Linked DNA regions of Homo sapiens: region 1 is linked to region 2. Evidence: read pairs that join two places in POLR2A ChIA-PET (ENCODE). Cell type or tissue: endothelial cell of umbilical vein. All regions are shown on one strand. Each heading gives the region's core, and the rest is flanking DNA. Links, peaks and the distances in the headings are about the cores only.

The links. Peaks named below come from ENCODE experiments on the same cell type or tissue, not always from the same donor. Only the 100,000 strongest peaks of a DNase experiment are listed, where the experiment ranks them.
Region 1: POLR2A ChIA-PET joins it to region 2 with 8 read pairs; 3 of 35 experiments call an interaction of 5 or more read pairs at or near these places.

Annotation. Positions count from the first base shown.
Region 1 is chr7:106,097,472-106,107,445 of GRCh38, forward strand. It overlaps SYPL1 (synaptophysin like 1), which reads right to left. Exons shown (of 5, transcript NM_182715.4): 2 at 1,687-1,811; 3 at 219-426. Among named protein-coding and RNA genes, the nearest start is that of SYPL1, 9.9 kb to the right of the region's middle. In endothelial cell of umbilical vein, for the core only: no CTCF peak of the experiment used is centred there; DNase peaks (open chromatin) are centred at 3,590 and 7,640.
Region 2 is chr7:105,482,558-105,492,531 of GRCh38, forward strand. It overlaps PUS7 (pseudouridine synthase 7), which reads right to left. Exons shown (of 16, transcript NM_019042.5): 7 at 8,983-9,060. Among named protein-coding and RNA genes, the nearest start is that of PUS7, 35 kb to the right of the region's middle. In endothelial cell of umbilical vein, for the core only: CTCF peaks have their summits at 5,611 (motif pointing left) and 5,813; a DNase peak (open chromatin) is centred at 5,464; H3K27ac peaks cover 3,914 bases.

The DNA.
Region 1 (9,974 bases), core at 558-8,557, 610 kb after region 2:
TAAAATAGATTTAAAAAAGAAATAAACTTTCCTTATAGTGCAAATAGGCTAAAAAAAATTGAGTTAAACTTAATGGGAGAAAGCTCAACCTCGTGGCAAACACAGGCTAAAATATGCTGAACTGGCTTACACCAAGAATTTTTATTTCCAGTATAAGAAAATCTATATTTAGCTTATACAAATTATTTTTGTATTTAAAAAATAAAGTGATTACTTACTATCATAGGAAGTTTACGACTATCCAGATACAGACTCGTGTAGCCAACATAAAGCAGAAGGGCAGCAATGCAGTACAGGAACACAAAGACTGCAAAGGTAACATAGAATTGTGCAGAAGAAGAGTAATCGCCTATGAGGACGTAATCTTTCCAATTTACATCACATATGTTTACACCTGGAGGTGGCTGAAATGATGCCTCATTCAACCTATTAAAATAAATGTATGAATTATTGGACTTTCCCAACAGAGACAGAAACATTTAAGCAAAACAATGAGTGACACTTCAAAAAATACTCCCCAAATATATTAAAAACATTCCTTTGGGGAAAAAAGTAAAATTCAAATATTATATTTAAGTAAACTGAAATTTTCATAATAAATGTATATGTTATACCTGGTATTAGTTTATGATACATTGAATATAGACTGAATTAAATACTTTCATACCCAGATACTATCTTCCTGCAGTAAACAATTAGGTAGGAGAGATTATACCAAATGGTTTATACTTTGAGACATCATATTTCATTCTGTGTGGCAGAGTATGTGTGACTAGCCCCAAGAGAGCCAATCACAACAATGATTCACATTTTTAACCCTGGATCAATAGTTGCTAACAATAAATATTGCCTTTCATTTTTCCCAACCATAAATTGTAAAAAACTTGTCACTAAAGATGCTGTAACAGTCCCTTATGTGAGAAGTGTCTAGGAGAAAGGATACAAGATAGAGAGGCTTTGATGATTAACCACTTATTATCTGACTTATCTTTAATATGGGGATTTTATTTAATCATCAAAACAGCCTTACAAGATAATACTTCCAATTACTGGACCAAAAAATTGAGTCTTGGGTGAAGTAAGTAAAATTAGTAAGTGAAAGAAGATTCCCACCCTGGCTTAAACACAGGACATATTCAATAAACTTTTCAATGGATACTGATGTCAAACAAGACTTCACAGATGAAATACTCATTTTACTTTAAGAAAGTGTGGCTTTATGCTAATGAATGAAATATGGAATCTCTTTATATACATATGTCTTAAAACTATATAAAGACATTAATATTCAGCAATTACAAAAAACACTGAGAATCTGGATTTTTCTAAGTTATGTTTCCTTCTACATTAGGGCTTCTTATACTAAGGTGATAGAACAATCTCTAGTTTGCTTTATTTTTACATTTCCAATCCTCTGTTAGAATAAAATTATCAAGGCAACATCACATTGTTATAAAAGTTTCTAAATGCTTACTCTCACTTTCTGTACTATTTTGTCACAGATCAGGAGATGTTTTTAGACAGGCATGGGTCTGTGTACCACAGTTTGGGAGGTAATGATCACTTACAAATGAGCATACAGTCTAAAATTTTCTACCCCCCACAATCAATAAATTGCTGGAAATCTTAATGACTCACTGTGAAAGTAAAAAGAGTTGTGAAACCATTAAAATAAATATAACTCACCTGAATGGATAACCAAAAGTAGCTGTAACAGTTTTATTCTCAGTAACTGCAGGAGGACAATTCACTTGAATTTCTGTTTGGCCCTTAAAACCTCCACAGGTGGCAAAAGCAAAGATAGAAGCAATCTACACAAAGTAAGATGAAAAAAGACAAAAGAAAAAAAAGATAAGCAATACTACAACCAAAACAAGGGTCACTAAAACTGTAAGCACACTGATTATTAAAAATTGGCTAACATTCTAGAAATTCTTTTTTTGAGACAGGGTTTCTGTCGCCCAGACTGGAGTACACTGGCACGATCAGGGCTCACTGCAGCCTTGGCCTCCCAGGCTCAAGTGATCCTCCCACCTCAGTCCCCCAAGCAGCTGGATCACAGGTGTGCATCACCACACCTGGCTAATTTTTCTTTGAATTTTAGTAGAGATGAGGCCTCGCTATGTTGCTCAGATTGGGCTTGAACTCCTGAACTCAAGCAATCCTCCCATCTTGGCCTCCCAAAATGCTGGGATTACAGGTGTGAGTCACTGTGCCCAGCCCCCACTACCCTTTTTTAAAGAGATGAGTCTCACTCTGTTGTATAGACTCAAGTGTAGTGGCACAATCATAGCTTACTGCAGCCCTGAACTCTCAAGTGATCCTCCCAAGTAGCTGGGACTAAGGAGTGTGCCACCATGCCTGGCTACATTCTAGAAATTCTTAAACACAAACTAAGATGGTGAAAGACATTAAAACATTCATTTGCAAACCTCGACAAATGTGATTTTATTTTCCCCGGAGTATAATATAGAAATAAATGTACCAGCCCATATGACAATTCATTTGCTCATACTTTAGTGTATCCACTAAGTATTAGTATGAAATATAGAGGGAGACTCATTTATTAGTATAAAATCAAAAGGGGTGAATTGGAGGTATTTTTATTTGGAACACAAGTTACCAGTAATTTGTAAAGCCAAGAGGTTGTCAGCAGAGAAGAGACACTATTTCATGAGCCTGTTAAACCTCCCTTGTGGGTATTTCCAGGTCTCAAAAAGTTGTTGGAAACTTATTTTCCTAATCATGTATATGCTTAAAAAAATGAATGGTGTTCTCTCAAATACCATCTAAAACACAAAAAACCTAGAAGCAACCTAAATGTTGACAGGGAATCAAACTATAATTCATCCATTCATTCATTCATGCAATGAAACATTATATAGCTGTTGGAAATTAACAACATAGAATGTTGGAGATTAACAACATAGAAAGTGTTCATTACATACAAAGTAGATTTAAACAACAAAAACTAGAAAGGTTATGCATCAAAATTTTAACACTGGTCACCTCTCAAAGGAAGATAAATAATTCCTTTTTATTTTTGTACTTGTGAATTTTCTACAAAACAACACAAGTAAGCAAAAAATTCCAGATGCGCTGTTAAAGTCCAGGAGCTCAATCTTTCAGCAAGTGGTGATGGCTCTATTTTCAAAATACATTTGCAATCTGACCACTTGTACTGCCTCCTGATCTGAACTACCATCACCTTTTGCCTGAATTTTGCACTAACAGCCTTCTAAATGATCTCTCTGCTTCTGCCCTTGCCCCAGCTTCAGTCTGTTATCAACACAACAGCCAAGACAATCTTTTAAAAATGTAAGGCAGAAAATGTTATCCTTTGCTCAAAACCCTCCAATGGCTTTTGAGCTCTCTATGAATAAAAACCAAAGTTCATATAAAGGCCTGCAAGATCCTTTCTTCCCTTATATTTCTGACCTCATGTTGCTACTTTTTCCTTTACCTAATCTGTATACACAAACTGCTTTCCATGCGATACCTTTAATGACACGGGATAAACTCTTCCTTCAGGACCTTTGCACTGGCTATTTCCTCTGCCTGGAATACATGCTTCACTCCCTCACTTCCATAGCTTCCTGTTCCAGTATGACCTTCTCAGAGAGACCTTCCCCTCACCACACTATATCAAATAACAGCACTCCTACCCCGCACTACCTATTCCCTCTACTCTATTTCTGCTCTGTTCTAATTACCACTGCTTGACACAGTACTTAATTTGTCTGTCTTTCCCTAGAATAGAAACTTGAAGAGGTCAGGGGCTTCGTTTTGTTCAAGGTCACACACACTCAGCAACTGGTAGTAGATAATATTCAATGCAGATTTGATATCAAATATTCACTGTGGAACACTTGACATAATGCTTCCCATGGATTATTCCAGGGCCTTGAATCTTGTAGGCCATAATCCACATTATAGTAATTGTCAAGGGTTTGTTTTTTCCCATCCGCCCCCCCCCCCCCCCCCCCCCCCCCCCCCACAAAAAAGATACATGAAAAGAATCTGGTTACAGATAGGAAGAGTCTGAGGTAATGTCCAGCACATAGTTTGGGGTCTTAACTGTTAAGAGGTGATCCCCAGTTTTTACAGGATTTCAAAATATGTAAAAGTAACTTTCCTTGGAAAATGTGTCATGAAATCATTTTTCATTATTTGTACTAAATAATGTTTTATGTTAAAAAAGAAGGTAAAGATGGAAGAATCAATACTCTCTCAGAATAAATATGCATGAATACACAGAGTGAAAAGGCCAGAAAATGAGTCCTGAGCATATACCCACGTTTAAATTAAAAAAAAAAAAAAAGAAAAGAAATGAGATACACAAATTGAACCAATGGAGCAGAATAAAAAGGCCAGGAATAGACTAGTGTGTATAAGACAAATTGTATCTAACAGAGTTGATTTGTAGATCACGGAGGAAAGGAATGTGGTGGTTTTAAAGATATGCCCACAAACTCTTTGATACAACTCCCATCAAGAGATGGAGCCTGATTTCCCTTCCCTTGAGTGTCAACTAAATGTAGTGACTTGCTTCTACAGAATAGAATATGGTACTGTAGAAGAAATGGGATGTCTTTTCTGAGACTCAGTTATAAAAAGATTACAACTTTTTTTTTTTTTTGAGACACAGTCTCGCTCTGTCACCCAGGCTGGAGTGCAATGGTGCAATCTTGGCTCACTGCAACCTCCACCTCCCAGATTCAAGGAATTCTCCTTCCTCAGCCTCCTGAGTAGCAGGGGTAATTACAGGTGCCTGCCACCATGCCCGGCTAATTTTTGTATTTTCGGTAGAGACGGGGTTTCACCATGTTGGTAAGGCCAGTCTCGAGCTCCTGACCTCCGGTGATCCACCCGCCTTGGCCTCCCAAAGTGCTGGGATTACAGGCTTGAACCACAACGCCCGGCCAAAGATTGCAACTTCTGTCTTCCTTTCTCACTCTCTCGAACTTTCTCATTCTCCGGGGGAAGCCAGTGGCCATGTTGGGAGGATACTCAGGCAACTTTTATAAACTCACATGGTGTGGAATTGAGGACTGCCAGTAACCACATGACTGAGCTTGGAAGGGGATCCTCTGAGGTTTGTCAACAGTCATGAGAATAAGCTGGAGGCCTTGAGATAACAGCAACCCCAGCCAACAGCTTGACTGCAACCTTATGGGAGACCCTATGCCCAAACCACATAGCTAAGCTGCTCCCAGATTCCTGACCCACAGAAGAATGGGTGAGGTTTATTATCTCACTTAATAAAAGTCAACAGACCTTTGTTTTAAACTGCTAAGCTCGGCGTAATTTGTTATACAGCAATAGATAACTAATACAAGGAAGAGCTGTTCAGTAAATGGTCCAGATGAGCTGCACACAAAAGTAAAAAGTCTTTAAAAAATGTGAAGACAATATAAAAGAAAACCTGTGACCACATGAAAAGGGAGAATTTAAGATTTTTTTTTGTAAAAAAGAACCATAAAAGATTGTTAAATTCAACTACAGAAAAAAAATCTTAATCAAGTCAGCTGTTGAATGTAAAACAAGCTACCAATTAGATGAACATATTTATAATAAACATAATGTCACAAAGGATTTACTAGTATATAGATCTAAGAGAAACCCTTGCTCACACGTACTAAGAGACATATAAGAATGTTCATGAAAAATGGGGAGGGGAAAAGCAACAGGGAAATGGATAAAATACCATAGTATATTCTTACACTGGGAAGTTATACGGCAAAAAAGATATAAGAATTACAACTGCCTACATCAACATAGATGAATCATAGAAATCCAATGCTGAGTTAAAACAAAAACAAAATAAAAACCATGTTGCATATGACTACCTAGACTATAAAACCATTTTTTAAAAAGCTCTGTTTACCTGCCTACATTACACCTGCCACTATTTTTGTTCAGGCCCTCACCATTTTTCATTGGGACTAACCCAGCAGACTCTTTCTCACATTTCCAATTTCATTCCAATTGATACTCATCTTCTATAATGTGGGCACTATAGCTGCAGTACCCAGTAATGCTACTTGTGAGTCTTGAACACTTTACATGTCACTAATCTAAATTGATATATACTCCAACTGCAAAATACACACTAGATTTTGAAGATTTACTATGAAAAAGATGTGAAATACTTCATTAATTTTTATATTGACGACTTGTTCAAACAATAATCTGGATAGATTGGGTTAAGTAAAATATATTGTTAAAATTAATTTCACCTGTTTCCTCTTATTTTAGTGTGGTTAATAGAACACTGAAAATTACTATGTGGTTTGCATTTTTGCTTCCCATTGTATTTTTTTGTACTGGACAGAGCTAGTTTAGAATGATGCCAAACTGATCTGAAATAAAAATCTGATCATGTCCTTCCCATTTAAAGGAATTTCCTCAATTGTTTTTCAACCTAAATTAAACAAAAAATGCTCCAACTTCTTAATTTGGCATAAAAGGCATGGCTGATCGATCCTCAACTTTATCTTTCTAGATAGATTTATCTGCAGTCTATTCACTGCCAGGTACTGTATGATTCTGTCACATTATACTGCTTACTGTTCCTGAAACATACCATGTATTTATGTCTTAAATGTATATGCTTCTTCTTCTGGGAATGCCCTGTCTCTGATTAGCTCATCTTTTAAGGCCCTACCCAATTCCCTGTGGTAGAACTCATGATTCTTCTCTTGAGCTATCATAGACATTAACTCTATTATATATGAACTCTACTATAGGCATTTTTCTTGTGTAACTTGCTTTCTAAAAAATAAAATGGGGCCGGGTGCAGTGGCTTATGCCTGTAATTCCAACACTTTGGGAGGCCGTGGCAGGAGGATTGTTTGAGCCCAGAAGTTCAATACCAGCTTGGGCAACACAGTGAGACCCTGTCTTAAAAATAAAATAAAATAAAAAAATTAAATGGAAAAATGAATTTCCTAATATAACAAGTAGCAAATAAATGGCATACTGCACTACAGCTTGTTGCTTTCAAGACTATCACTTCTACTGCTCCTTTGCCAGACTGTCATGTCTTTGCACCTGGTTTTGTTTAGGATTTTCAGTGACTAGCAGAAAACCTGGCACATAGCAGATGCTCACTAAATAACTACTTAATTAAGGAAAAAATAATTTCCAATAACTTATAAATAAAACCATATTTTGAATCTTACATAATTATTATTTTAAAGCTTTTTGTTATAAGGATAGATAAATATCATGACAGCAATTCTGGTCTTTATCTTATAGAAAGAAGGGACAAAAGCACATATTTTATATTAAACAAAGTACAAAATTATGAGGGCAAAATATCCAACTATCTCACTTCTCCCTATATTCTACTGCTATTTTGATCTAGACTGGAAGTTATATACTGGCAGCCTGTTGGTAAAACCCGGCCTGCAAATATATTTGTGTGGCCTTTCCAGTATTACAAAAAAATGTGAATTTGTTGTCATTGTTTTAATATCAGGGTATTACACATAAAAATTTGGATTTCCTGCTTTTCCTGAGTGTGTATGGGAAAGCTGAAGAATGGCAACATCAGACCTACATTCTCATAAAGCAACAATCAGAGAGAACTGAGTGACAGATGTCACTTATGGCAGAGTATGTGCTTTCCAGGTTATCCGCTTCTCCATTGTCTTAACAGCCCTCAGGATGTGTGTTAGTTGCCAGTAAGTAATCAATGACATACTATTCTTTTTCTTCCAAACATCTTGCTTCACTCATTTACTTTAGAGGGTGGTTCCTATGACCATTTCAGTTTCCAACCCTAGTCTAAAATGAAGGAGTACTGGTGTTCTGATTTATATTTTCTGGCCACTTTTGAAACTTATTTTCCCATATACTCCTACCCCATGAAGAATGACTGAAACTACTGACATGGAATTCTATCTGCACAGTGACTAGTAAGAATCCAGGGGCGGGGTGACAGCAAGCTTCTGTTTAGTCAGAAAAGTTACATGTTCACATACAGCCCCAAGTATCCAGAGAAACAGTCCCACTTACTTCTCTGCCCACCAGACCCATACTAGATGACCACCATGGCAGATCTTATTCAGAGAATTGTAACCTCAGGGTGAATAGTACAGCCTGGTTTTCCAGAGCACTAGTCTCCAAAGTAGACTGGAGTACCAGAAGAAAATATGTAAACTTCTATTTAGATCTACTTTCAGACTTAAATAAGGAATTGAAGCTTTATTGCAATTAATATACCACTGAAACCCATGCTGGGCATGCACATCAGAAGGTCACATGTCAGTACAGCATGCTGGGTATCCTGAAGGTAAGGGGAATCTCATACATGGAAGGACAGACAGTGATAACCTCATCTATTCTTTCACTTTTAGTGTTCATGCATTACAATGTGAGTGGGCCTGGATTTATGGAATAATTTGTCTAGTTTTAACCAAATCAACCTTCACAAAATTGACCCATGGCTTTAAAATGTCTTCAAAGAAATAGATTGGTAACACACACACTCATGTATAAAAGAGAAAATGGAAGCATTCATACTACTCTATGATTACAATCAACAGCCATATTACAAGGTAAAAACAGACTACTTAATCAGATCACAAGACGGTGGCACAACAATAAAAAATTATCAGAATAGTATCTGAAGCAAGGATTTAAAAATATAAACAAAATTTGCACTGAGTATATAATATACCTTAAGATACTAACTGACATAGTAAAACATGCATCTTAAGTTGTAGATGCATATTGTGGCTCTGTCCATAAAATTTTGCACTAATAGGAGTGCAAAAAAGACTCTGGAGGCTGGGCACAGTGGCTCATGCCTGTAATCCCAGCACTTTGGGAGGCTGAGCCGGGTGGATCACCTGAGGTCAGGTGTTCGAAACCAGCCTGGCCAACATGGTGAAACCCCATCTCTACTAAAAATATCAAAAAAAATTAGCTGGGTGTGGTGGTGGGCACCTGTAATCCCAGCTACTTGGGAGGCTGAGGCAGGAGAATTGCTTGAACCTGGGAGGCGGAAGTTGCAGTGAGCCGAGATCATGCCACTGCACTCCAGCCTGGGCGACAGAGTAAGACTCTGTCTCAAAAAAAAAAAAGACTCTGGAGGCTGGGTGCAGTGGTTCATCTCAGCATTTTGGGAGGCCAAGGCAGGTGATCGTTTGAGCCCAGGGGTTCGAGACTGGCCTGGGTGACATGGTGGGACTCTGTCTCTATAAAAAATTATAGAAGTAGCTGGGGGTGGTGGTGTGTACCTGCAGTCCCAGCTACCCAGTAGACTGAAGTGAGAGAAAAGCTTGAGCCTGGGGAAGTCAAGGCTGCAATTAGTTGTGATCGTGCCACTGCACTCCAGCCTGGGTGACAAGAGTGAGACCCTGTCTCAAAAAATAAATAAATAAAATTTAAAAAGAGTTTGGAGCCTTAACTTCTATTGCTAGACCATGCTAATTCTGAGGATTCTACTGGAGAATACTAGTATTCACCTGGTTTATGAGTGTTGTTTACACGTTTCTAGTTGCAGGATCTTCATTGCTATTTAATTTCATCATTAATCTGAAATCATCTATTTAAATTTCTTTCTGTCCAAGGTTTAGTTTATCAAAGTGATAACTGAAATCTTCAAAAATAGATATAAAAGTATATTATGTATGAGTGTTTACATGCAAAAGAAATGTATGCTGGTTTTAAGTCAAATGATCATTCAGCACTTAAAATGAAATATTATAGCACGTTTGCCTTTACAATCAAAAGATTAGATGCCTAGAGCCAAGGTATGATTTTTATGAGTCAAAGTCCAAAATGTTTACTAAAGTTATTCATTTCAAAAAAGTATTGTTTTTGATGGTGGTATTTCAGTTTATTCCCACTGGGAAATAAAGTCAGTTACAAAGTGCTTCAGTTTCACTCTATCTCCCTTTGCTTCTAATGTACAATAGTAGAAAATTCTAAATAGCCTGCCAAGATAATTCCATAATCCTTAA
Region 2 (9,974 bases), core at 1,416-9,415:
GAAAGGAAAAGGCACTGCAGCAGGTGAGGTGGGCGTGTCCTTCTCTTCTCTCTGCATTCTTCCTTCAGTGTAATGGTACGTGCTCCTGTTCAAATTGCATACTCCTGGCCATATTTTATATACTTAAAGCCTCTTGTTATTTACATGCTGATGAGTAACAGAACAATAATATCTGTGGAATTTTCTACTTTTTGTGGGGAGAGGGGTGAGAAAAGGGATGGGGACAGAGACAAATCCCATAGAAAGAATGGTATCAAGCATTTAAAAAAAGGTCATTATTTTTGTCAATCAGAAAAATTTTGTAAACTCATTACAGAAAACTTGGAAAATATAAAAAAGAGAAAAGGAAAAGAAATTCATATTTTCATTGCCTGAAAAAAATTTCCACTGACATCTAACTTTTTATTTCCTCCCTTTCTTTTTTTAAAAGACATGTTATATATAGCTGGAATTCTACCCAAATCTGTATCATGCTGCTATCAATATATAGAAATTTTCATTAGAAATTCCTTGCCTTCTTCAATAGGAAATGTATATAGAGAAACAGAGTACTGAAAAGCCTTTCTCCCCTTTTTATCTCTAGTGTCACCACTAACACCCAATGTTGTTTCTTTCTTTCCTTTTTTTTTTTTGAGACAGTCTCTCTCTGTTGCCCAGACTGGAGTGCAGTGGCATGATCTCAGCTCACTCTGCCTCCCTGGCTCAAGTGAATCTCCTGCCTCAGCCTCCCAAGTAGCTGGGCTTACAGGCGCACACCACCATGCCCGGCTAATTTTTTTTTAGTTTTAGTACAGATGGGGTTTCACCATGTTGGCCAGGCTGGTCTTGAACTCCTGACCTCAGGTGATCCGCCCGCCTCGGCCTCCCAAAGTGCTGAGATTACAGGTATGAGCCACCGTGCCCAGCTAATTTTTATATTTTTAGTAGAGACGGGTTTCACCATGTTGGCCAGGCTGGTCTTGAACTCCTGACCTCAGGTGATCCACCCACATTGGCCTCGCACAGTGCTGCGATTACAGGCGTGAGATAAGTTCAAGAGATTCTTCTGCCTGAGCCTCCCGAGTAGCTGAGAATACAGGTACATGCCACCACACCTGGCTATGTTTTTTTGTATTTTCAGTAGAGACAGAGTTTCACTATGTTGGCCAGGCTGGTCTCGATCTCCTGGCCTCAAGTGATCCACCCACCTCAGCTTCCCAAAGTGTTGGGATTACAGCCATGAGCCAGTGCACCTGGCCATCTTTTTGTTTTTTAGGCTGCCAGGATCCAATTGAGGATCACACATTGCAGCTGTGATGTCTGTTTGGTTTCCACTAAGTGATCTGTCTAGCCTTGTTTTTCATGATATCTGGCCCTTAGAAGAATCCAGGCCAGCGCTTTTACACGTCTTTCAATGTGGATTTATCTGATTGTTTCCTCATGCTGAGACTCAGGTAAACACTTTGGTAGAAATATTACTGAGGTGATATGGCCCTTTTCAATGCATCACATCAAAAGGCAGTGATTTTGTCCAACAATGATAATAACTTTAATCATTTAATTAGGATAGTATTTACTAGATTTTTACACTCTAAGAGTCTCTTTGTCTTTGCTTTTAATTAGTCATCAGTGGGGAAATACTTTTGAAATTGTGTAAAAATCCTGTTCCCCCAAAGTCTTTACCCAATTATTTAGGTACCCAAGCATGATTGTTGGCTGAATTGATTATTACTGTGTTGACTGAAACTGTGTTTCTATATTTGTTGGCATTCTTCTGTAAATAAAAACTATGTAGGGGCCAGGCACAGTGGTTTACGCCTGTAATCCCAGTACTTTAGGAGGCCTAGATGGGCAGATAGCTTGAGCCCAGGAGTTCAAGACCAGCCTGGCCAACACAGCAAGATCCCATCTCTAAAATTAAAACAAACAACTATATGGAGAAACTTTAGTTAAATTCATGAATCTTTTTTTCTTAAAAAAAAAAAAAAAAATAGCTCTGGGACCGGGCGCGGTGCTTCATGCCTGTAATCCCAGCACTTTGGGAGGCCGAGGCGGGCGGATTACCTGAGGTCAGGAATTCGAGACCAGCCTGGCCAATATGGTGAAACCCCGTCTCTACTAAAAATACAAAAATTAGCCGGGTGTGGTGGCACACGCCTGTAATCCCAGCTACTTGGGGGCTGAGGCAGGAGAATTGCTTGAGCCCGGGAGGCAGAGGTTGCAGTGAGCTGAGATCGTGCCACTGCACTCCAGCTTGGCTGTCAAAAAAAAAAAAAGCTCTGAGATTTAACTCATACTTAGGATGTCACCAGTCAGAGATTTTTTTTTTTTTTTTTTTTTTTAAGACGGAGTCTTGCTCTGTGTCGCCCAGGCTGGAGTGCAGTGGCATGATCTCAGCTCACTGCCACCTCTGGCTCCTGAAATCAAGGAATTATCCTGCCCTGGCTTCCTGAGTAGCTGGGGCTACAGGCACACACCACCATGCCTGGCCAATTTTTATATTTTTAGCAGAGATGGGGTTTCACCAGGTTGGCCAGGCTGGTCTCAAACTCAAGTGATCTTCCCGCCTCAGCCCCACAAAGTGCTGGGATTACAGGGGTCAGCCACCACACCTGGTCAGAGATTCTTTTTTTTTTAATCTCAAATGTAAGTAGAGTACTGTTTTTTGTTGTTGTTGTCGTCGTTGTTTTTTGAGATGGAGTTTTGCTCTTTGCCCAGGCTGGAGCGCAATGGCGCGATCTTGGCTCACTGCAACCTCCGCTTCCCGGGTTCAACCGATTCTCCTGCCTCGGCCTCCCGAGTAGCTGGGATTACAGGCATGCGGCACCATGCCCGGCTAATTTTGTATTTTTAGTAGAGACAGGGTTTCTCCATGTTGGTCATGGCTGGTCTTGAACTCCTGACCTCAGGTGATCTGCCCGCCCTAGCCTCCCAAAGTGCTGGGATTACAGGCATGAGCCACCTTGCTCGGCCTAAGTAGAGTCCTTTTAAAGTTGCATTTTAATGTTCAAATTTATGATCCACCTGGAATTTATTTAGCAAAGGGAAATGAGGTAGGGGAGCCACACTTAAATGGTTTTTTAGATGGTTACTCAGTTATCCAACATTTTTTGAATCAACCATTATTTTTTGAATCAACCATTATTTTCTCCACTTATCTTAAATGATACTTTGAATACGTACTAAATCCTTGGATGTATCTGGGTCTAGGATTACTCTATTCTACCTAGTCATGTTCCAGTATGAAATTGCTTTAAGTGCTATATCTCTTTTTTGTTTTTGAGACAGAGTCTCTGTCGCCCAGGTTGGAGTGCAGTGGTGCGATCTAAGCTTACTGCAACCTCTGCTTCGTGGGCTTACAAAGTCTCCAGCCTTAGCCTCCTGAGAAGCTGGGACTACCGGCATGCACCACCATGCCTGCCCACCCTGGCCTCCGAAAGTGCTGGGATTACCGGCGTGAGCCACTGCACCTATCCAGGTGCTATATTTATTTTTCTTTCTTTTTTTTTTTTGTTTTGTTTTGTTTTTGAGACAGAGTGTTGCTCTGTCACTCAGGCTGGAGTGGAGTGCACTAGTGTGATCTAGGCTTACTGCAACCTCTGCCTCTTGGGTTCAAGCAATTCTTCTGCCCCCAGCCTCTCAAGTAGCTGGGATTACAGACGCCTGCCACCAAGCCCAGCTAATTTTTGTAATTTTAGCAGAGACGGGGTTTCACCATGTTGGCAAGGCTGGTCTGGAACTCCTGACCTCAAGTAATCTGCCCGCCTTAGCCTCCCAAAGTGCTGGGATTACAGGCGTGAGCCACCGCACCCAGCTGTACATATTGATTTTTGTATATTTTCTTATCTTATATAACTTTTTCTTCCTTTTTTAGAGACAAGGAATTGCTCTGCCACCCAGGTTGGAGTGCAGTGGTGCAATCATAGCTCACTGTAACCTTGAATTCCTGGACTATGTATGGGAGCAATGGTAGAACCCAAGAGCACGAATTAACCCAGGGATTGTATCCCAAGGAATCTAGAAGCGGAGGATCAGTATGAACAGAGTGAGGAACGGGGGACAAAACTCCTCTTCAGCCAGGAACTACTGCTGTAGAAACTGACAGAACAATTCAGGGTCAGGAGCTGTCCTAGAGAGAGTGTTCCGGAGACTGCTTCCTGATGGTGCCACAGAAGTGCCTGATAGTTCTGTCCTTTTTTTTTTTAAGTTGAGATAAAGTTAACATAATATAAAATTCACAAGGCTGGGCATGGTGGCTCACGCCTGTAATCCCAGCACTTTGGGAGGCCAAAGTGGCTGAATTGCTTGAGATGAGGAGTTCGAGACCAGCCTGGCCATCCTGGTGAAACCCCGTGTCTACTAAAAATACAAAAATTGGCAGGGCATGGTGGTGCACACCTGTAATCCCAGCTACTCGGGAGGCTAAGGCAGGAGGATTACTTGAACCTCAGAGGCTGAGGTTGCAGTGAGCCGAGATTGTGCCACTTGTACTCCAGCCTGGATAACAGAACGAGACCCTGTATCAAAAAATAAAATAAAATAAATAAATATATATATACACATGTATAATTCACCATTTTAACTGTTATAAAGTGTACATGCCAGTGATTTTTAGTATATTCACAACAATGTGAAACCATCACCACTATATACTTCAAGAACGTTTCCATCACCTGAAAAAGAAACCCTGTACCTATTCAGCAGTCACTCCCGTTTCCTCTCCCTGCAGACCTCGGCAACCATTAATCTACTTTCTGCCTCTATAGATTTTCCTATTTCAGACACATCATATAAACAGAATCATACAATATCTGGCCTTGTGCGCCTGACTTCTTAGTGGAATGTTTTTAAGGTTTATCCATGTTTTAAGTATATATCAGTATTTTGTTTCATTCTTTTTTGTGGCCGAATAGTAGTATCAATTCTTGAATATACGATAGACATCCATCTCTAAATTCCACTGGCACAGCAAAAAGCAAGAACTATACTCAGTTCTGGTTGGTATGGGTGCTCCCTGAGAAATGGAATGAAGCTGACAATGTCTTCATGATACTATTCACAGTTTTAATTATGATGATCCCAGATCAAGGTCTTTGGTTGTAAATTTACAGCAAATTCAGTGAGTAACTAGGGAATATAAAAATCTTGCTTTTAAACATCAGGAACCAATTAAGCAACATGATGCACAGAAAACCTTAATTAACAAAGCCAGGGAAATACTGGCCCAAGTTCAGAAAGGAGACTGGCAGGAACAGGCAGGAAAAGAAACAAATCATTCTGAATGAGACTGTTCCTGCCTGAGACCCTGTTAAAATTACTAGGTGGCTTTAGAGTTTCATGAAGCTGAAAAGACGTGCTGCTTATCCCCAGGACCGATCAATCCAGCAGTCATTCAAATGCCTGTGTGGCAGAGTGGGTTTCTCCTGTTCACAAGTTCCCACGGGAAAGGCCAATCTGCCTGGCCCCATGTATCCATTAAACAAACTAAGGGTGTAGCCTGTATCCGTGAGATAAGTGCTGTGTGCTTTCAGAGGGCCAACATTTAGGTGTCTAACACAGTTTCTTACTAAGTCAACAGGAAGATGATAAAGGCAGCAAAAATCTGAGGACAGAGCAGTGTCCTGATGAAGTGTGACATCTGCTGGCTGACCAAGAAAAAAAAGAAATATTCTTGGTCTTCAACTATTCTAAGACTTCACATCAGAAAACGCAAAATAAAATAACAAGATGCCATTTTTTGACCCTCAAATTAGCAAATGACTCCCTGTCCCCATCATAACACCATGCTGAGGAAGATTCTAGGGAACCAGAATAAAGGTGGTAAATTGGTACCACTTTTTTGCAGGATAATTAGGCTTTGCTATTAAAAAAAAAGAGAGAGAGAATTTCTCTGTGTTTTGACCAGCAGATGGAAAGAAAAAAGACAAACCACATTAAAATGTCATATTCCCTTTAAGTCAGTAATTTCACTGCTAAGTTTATCTTAATGAAGTTATCACAGATGTGTGCCAAGATTTAGCTACAAATACGTCTGTCATGGACTGGGTTATAACAGCAAGAAACGAGAAACAATGTAACATTCAAAAATAGAGTAATAGTTTAAATTAGGATATATCCATACATTCAAACATATTTTGCTATATACCTACAGGAAATAAGGTACACCATCTATTGTTCAAAATAAGAATACATAAGTATTGCTGTTTAAAAAGGAAAAAAAGTCCCTCAAAAAATATATACCATGTTGTGAATAAGGTGATCTCGGAAGAAGTACAGTTATGGCAGGCCTTTCATTTTCTACCTAGTTCTTTCTGTGTTGAAAACAAAATAGGCAGAGCCCAGTGGCTCACGCCTGTAATCCCAGCACTTTGGGAGGCCAAGACGGGTGGATCACGAGGTCAGGAGATCGAGACCATCCTGGCTAACATGGTGAAACCCCATCTCTACTAAAAATACAAGAAATTAGCTGGGCATGGTGGCGGGCGCCTGTAGTCCCAGCTACTCAGGACGCTGAGGCAGGAGAATGGCGTGAACCCAGGAGGCGGAGCTTGCAGTGAGGTGAGATCCCACTACTGCACTCCAGCGTGGGCAACAGAGCGAAACTCCATCTCAAAAAAAAAAAAAAAAAAAAAGAAAGAAAGAAAAGAAAAAGAAACAAAATAAACTGACTTTTTTTTTTTAATCAGAAACAAAATTCACAGAGCCAGCTAGAAATCACAGGAGGTGACTAGGTATTTTAGATACCAAAAACAAGGCAAAAACCTTCTGTTGTGACCTCTATCCACAGAGGATGAGAAAGCCTGAGCCTTCAAACCCCTGTCCCCCTACCCCCATTCTTCTGAGTTTCTGGGGAGTCCCTGGTCCATTACCCACAAAGGTTATTTCAAATCTCCACTCTCTTTCAAGCTCCCTTACCCACTCCTGCCCCTTCACTCTGAGCAAATGACTCCACATTCTATATGCCACAGCGAGAAAATGAAACCAGGCCACCAGATAGGAACACCATCATCTTCATGTATTTACTCCTGCTCTCTTTCAAATGCTTCAATATTTGTACACACCACCAGTAAAAGCAATGGTGAGATGACTGCTTTTATGACATCATGCCACTGTCTCAAGGTCAAGGAAGAAAAAGAACTGGAATAAACATTACGATACAACCGGTTCAACAACTACATTATTTCAGGGGAATCAGAAAAGTAGTGGGAAAGAAGCCCAATTGTAGGGGATTATGGGGTAAAGAGGAGATACCACCATAAATTCTTTATAAAAAGATGAGGAAATTCAAAATAAATATATGGGCTGGGCGTGGTGGCTGATGCCTGTAATCCCAACACTGTGGGATGCTGAGGTGGGTGGATCACCTGAGGTCAGGAGTTCAAGACCAGCCTGGCCAACATGGCGAAACTCCATCTCTACTTAAAATATAAAAATTAGCCAGGTGCACTGGTGTATGCCTGTAATCCCAGCTACTTGGGAGGCTGAGGCAGGAGAATCACTTGAACCAGGGAGGTGGAAGTTGCAGTAAGCCAAGATCCCACCATTGCACTCTAGCCTGGGTGACACAGCAAGACTAAAAAAAAAAAAAAAAAATCCGAGAAACCAAAATAAATACATGTATTTAAGTAGAGGTAGCAAACATAGCGTACTTTATTTTTAATTGCAGTATGACTGACATACACTGTACACATTTAAAATGTACAAGTTTTGACATGTGTATAAGCCCATGAAACCATTACCATATTAAAGACAATGCATCCATCACCCCCAGAAGTTTCCTTGCCCCTATGTTATTTCTCTCTCCCACCATTCCTTGCCTCTGGAGGTATACTAATAAGACAGCCTAAATGTGTCTGACACAGTACAGCTATTAAATTCATCCTTTCTCTTTTACCTTCACTGTGACTAACTGGGTTCAGACCCTTATTCTCCCTCCCCAGAATACGTCAATAGCCCTGGTCTCTAGTTTTGCATGTCTTGCTCCACCGGCGATCCATAATCCAGCCTCTATACACCAATCCCCATTTAGATTAAGGTTGAGGCAAAGACCCTCAACCTGACCTAACAGGCCCTTCAGGATCTACATCCTGCCTAACTCCTAGATCCTTATTTCTCGCTATGCTCCTCAAAAACTAAAGTACATGCCAGGTACCAAATATGCTTTCCAACGTCTTTTCTTAACCTGCTTTTTTGGTTTGGAAAAAACAATCCTAAATCCTACCCAGCCCCAGGAAATCTCTACTCATCCTTCTAGAATCTAGACCAGTGGTTCCCAATCGGGGGCAATTCTGGCCTCAGGGAATATCTGACAATGCCTAGAGACATTCTTTGCTATCATAACTGGGCAAGGAGTTGCTACTGCTACATAGTGGGTAGAGACTAGGGATGCTGCAAAACATCCTGCAACGCACAGGACAGTCCCTACAACAAAGAATTATCCAGCCCCGAAGGGCAACAGTGGAGAGGTTGAGAAGCCTTGAACTAAATTAAAACTCAGCATCCCATTTTCTATGAAAGCTTTCCTGTGTTCCCTCCACATCAACTCCCATGCTTGTTGACAGGCATACATTAACATCCAAAGTATATCTCTATTTCAGTATTTATCTCACTGCAGGAGAAGTTCTGATTTACATGTCCGTCTATTCCACTAATTATAATTGCTTCAAAAACACAGACTATTGCTTTTATCTGTAGCTCTCGGGTGTACAACAAAACAGCATGTTCACTATGTTGTAATTTTAAATAACATATTTAACAATGAATGAACAAAAGAGAGAAAGAAGCATTATTCTCTTGGCTTTACCAAAAAAATCTTTAAAAATTACACAAATAATACACGTTTCATAGATAAGAAGAAGAAAAAAACAGAATGAAAAGTAATTTTTAAATAGGCAGAAGCACCATCTAAAGCTGAGAGAGAAACCCCCAAAGTAAATTTGAGAATTCTGAAAAGCAGTGCCAGGATATTTACAGTATAAATCCTGTTACGTGCTCTCTACTTACTTGAGAACAGCAATTTCTTGAACTGTTATAGCCCTTTTATCTTTGGTTCCCATGTAGGAGAATATATTTGGCTTGACTCTGGTAAGAGAGAAACAAGATCATCTGAAGTCACATACTGTAATATTATAAGGAAATCCTAATTCTCATAATTTAAGTTTTAATATAAACATACTTACAATCATAACACAGTAAGAGAAGAATGAGGAGAAACTTTATTTTAACATGAATCCAGGGAGGCTGGGCGCAGTGGCTCATGGTCTGTAATCCCAGCACTTGGGAGGCCAAGACAGGTGGATCACCTGAGGTCAGGAGTTCAAGACCAGCCTAACCAATATGGTGAAACCCCATCTGTACTAAAAATACAAAAATTAGCTGGGCGTGGTAGTGTGTGACTGTAGTCCCAGCTACTTGGAAGGCTGAGACAGGGGAATTGCTTGAACTCAGGAGGCTGAGGTTGCAGTGAGCTGAGACCACTCTGCTGCACTCCAGCCTGGGCCACAGAGACTCCGTCTCAAAAAAAAAAAAAAAAAAATCTACTAAAACAACATAAATTCATATGCAAGCTAGAAAAGTAAATGATAGCCAGGTGTGGTGGCATGCACCTACAGTCCCAGTTACTGGGGAGGCCTGAGGCAGGAGGACTGTCTGCGCTCAGGAGTTGGAGGCTACAGTGCGCTATGATGGTGCCTGTGAACAGCCACTGCACACTACACTCCTGCCTGGGTGACGTAGTAAGACCTGCTCTCTTTAAAAAAAAACAAAAAAGGTAAATGATGGCCAAATAATTCTTCGCTTTTTTTTTTGAGACGGAGTCTCTCTCTGTCACCCAGGCTGGAGTGCAGCGGCACAATCTTGGCTCACTGCAACCTCTGCCTCCTGGGTTCAAGCAATTCTCCTGCTTCAGCCTCCCAAGTAGCTGGGATTACAGGCATGCACCACCACATCTGGCTGATTTTTTGTATTTTTTTTTTTTTTTTTTTTTTTGAGACAGA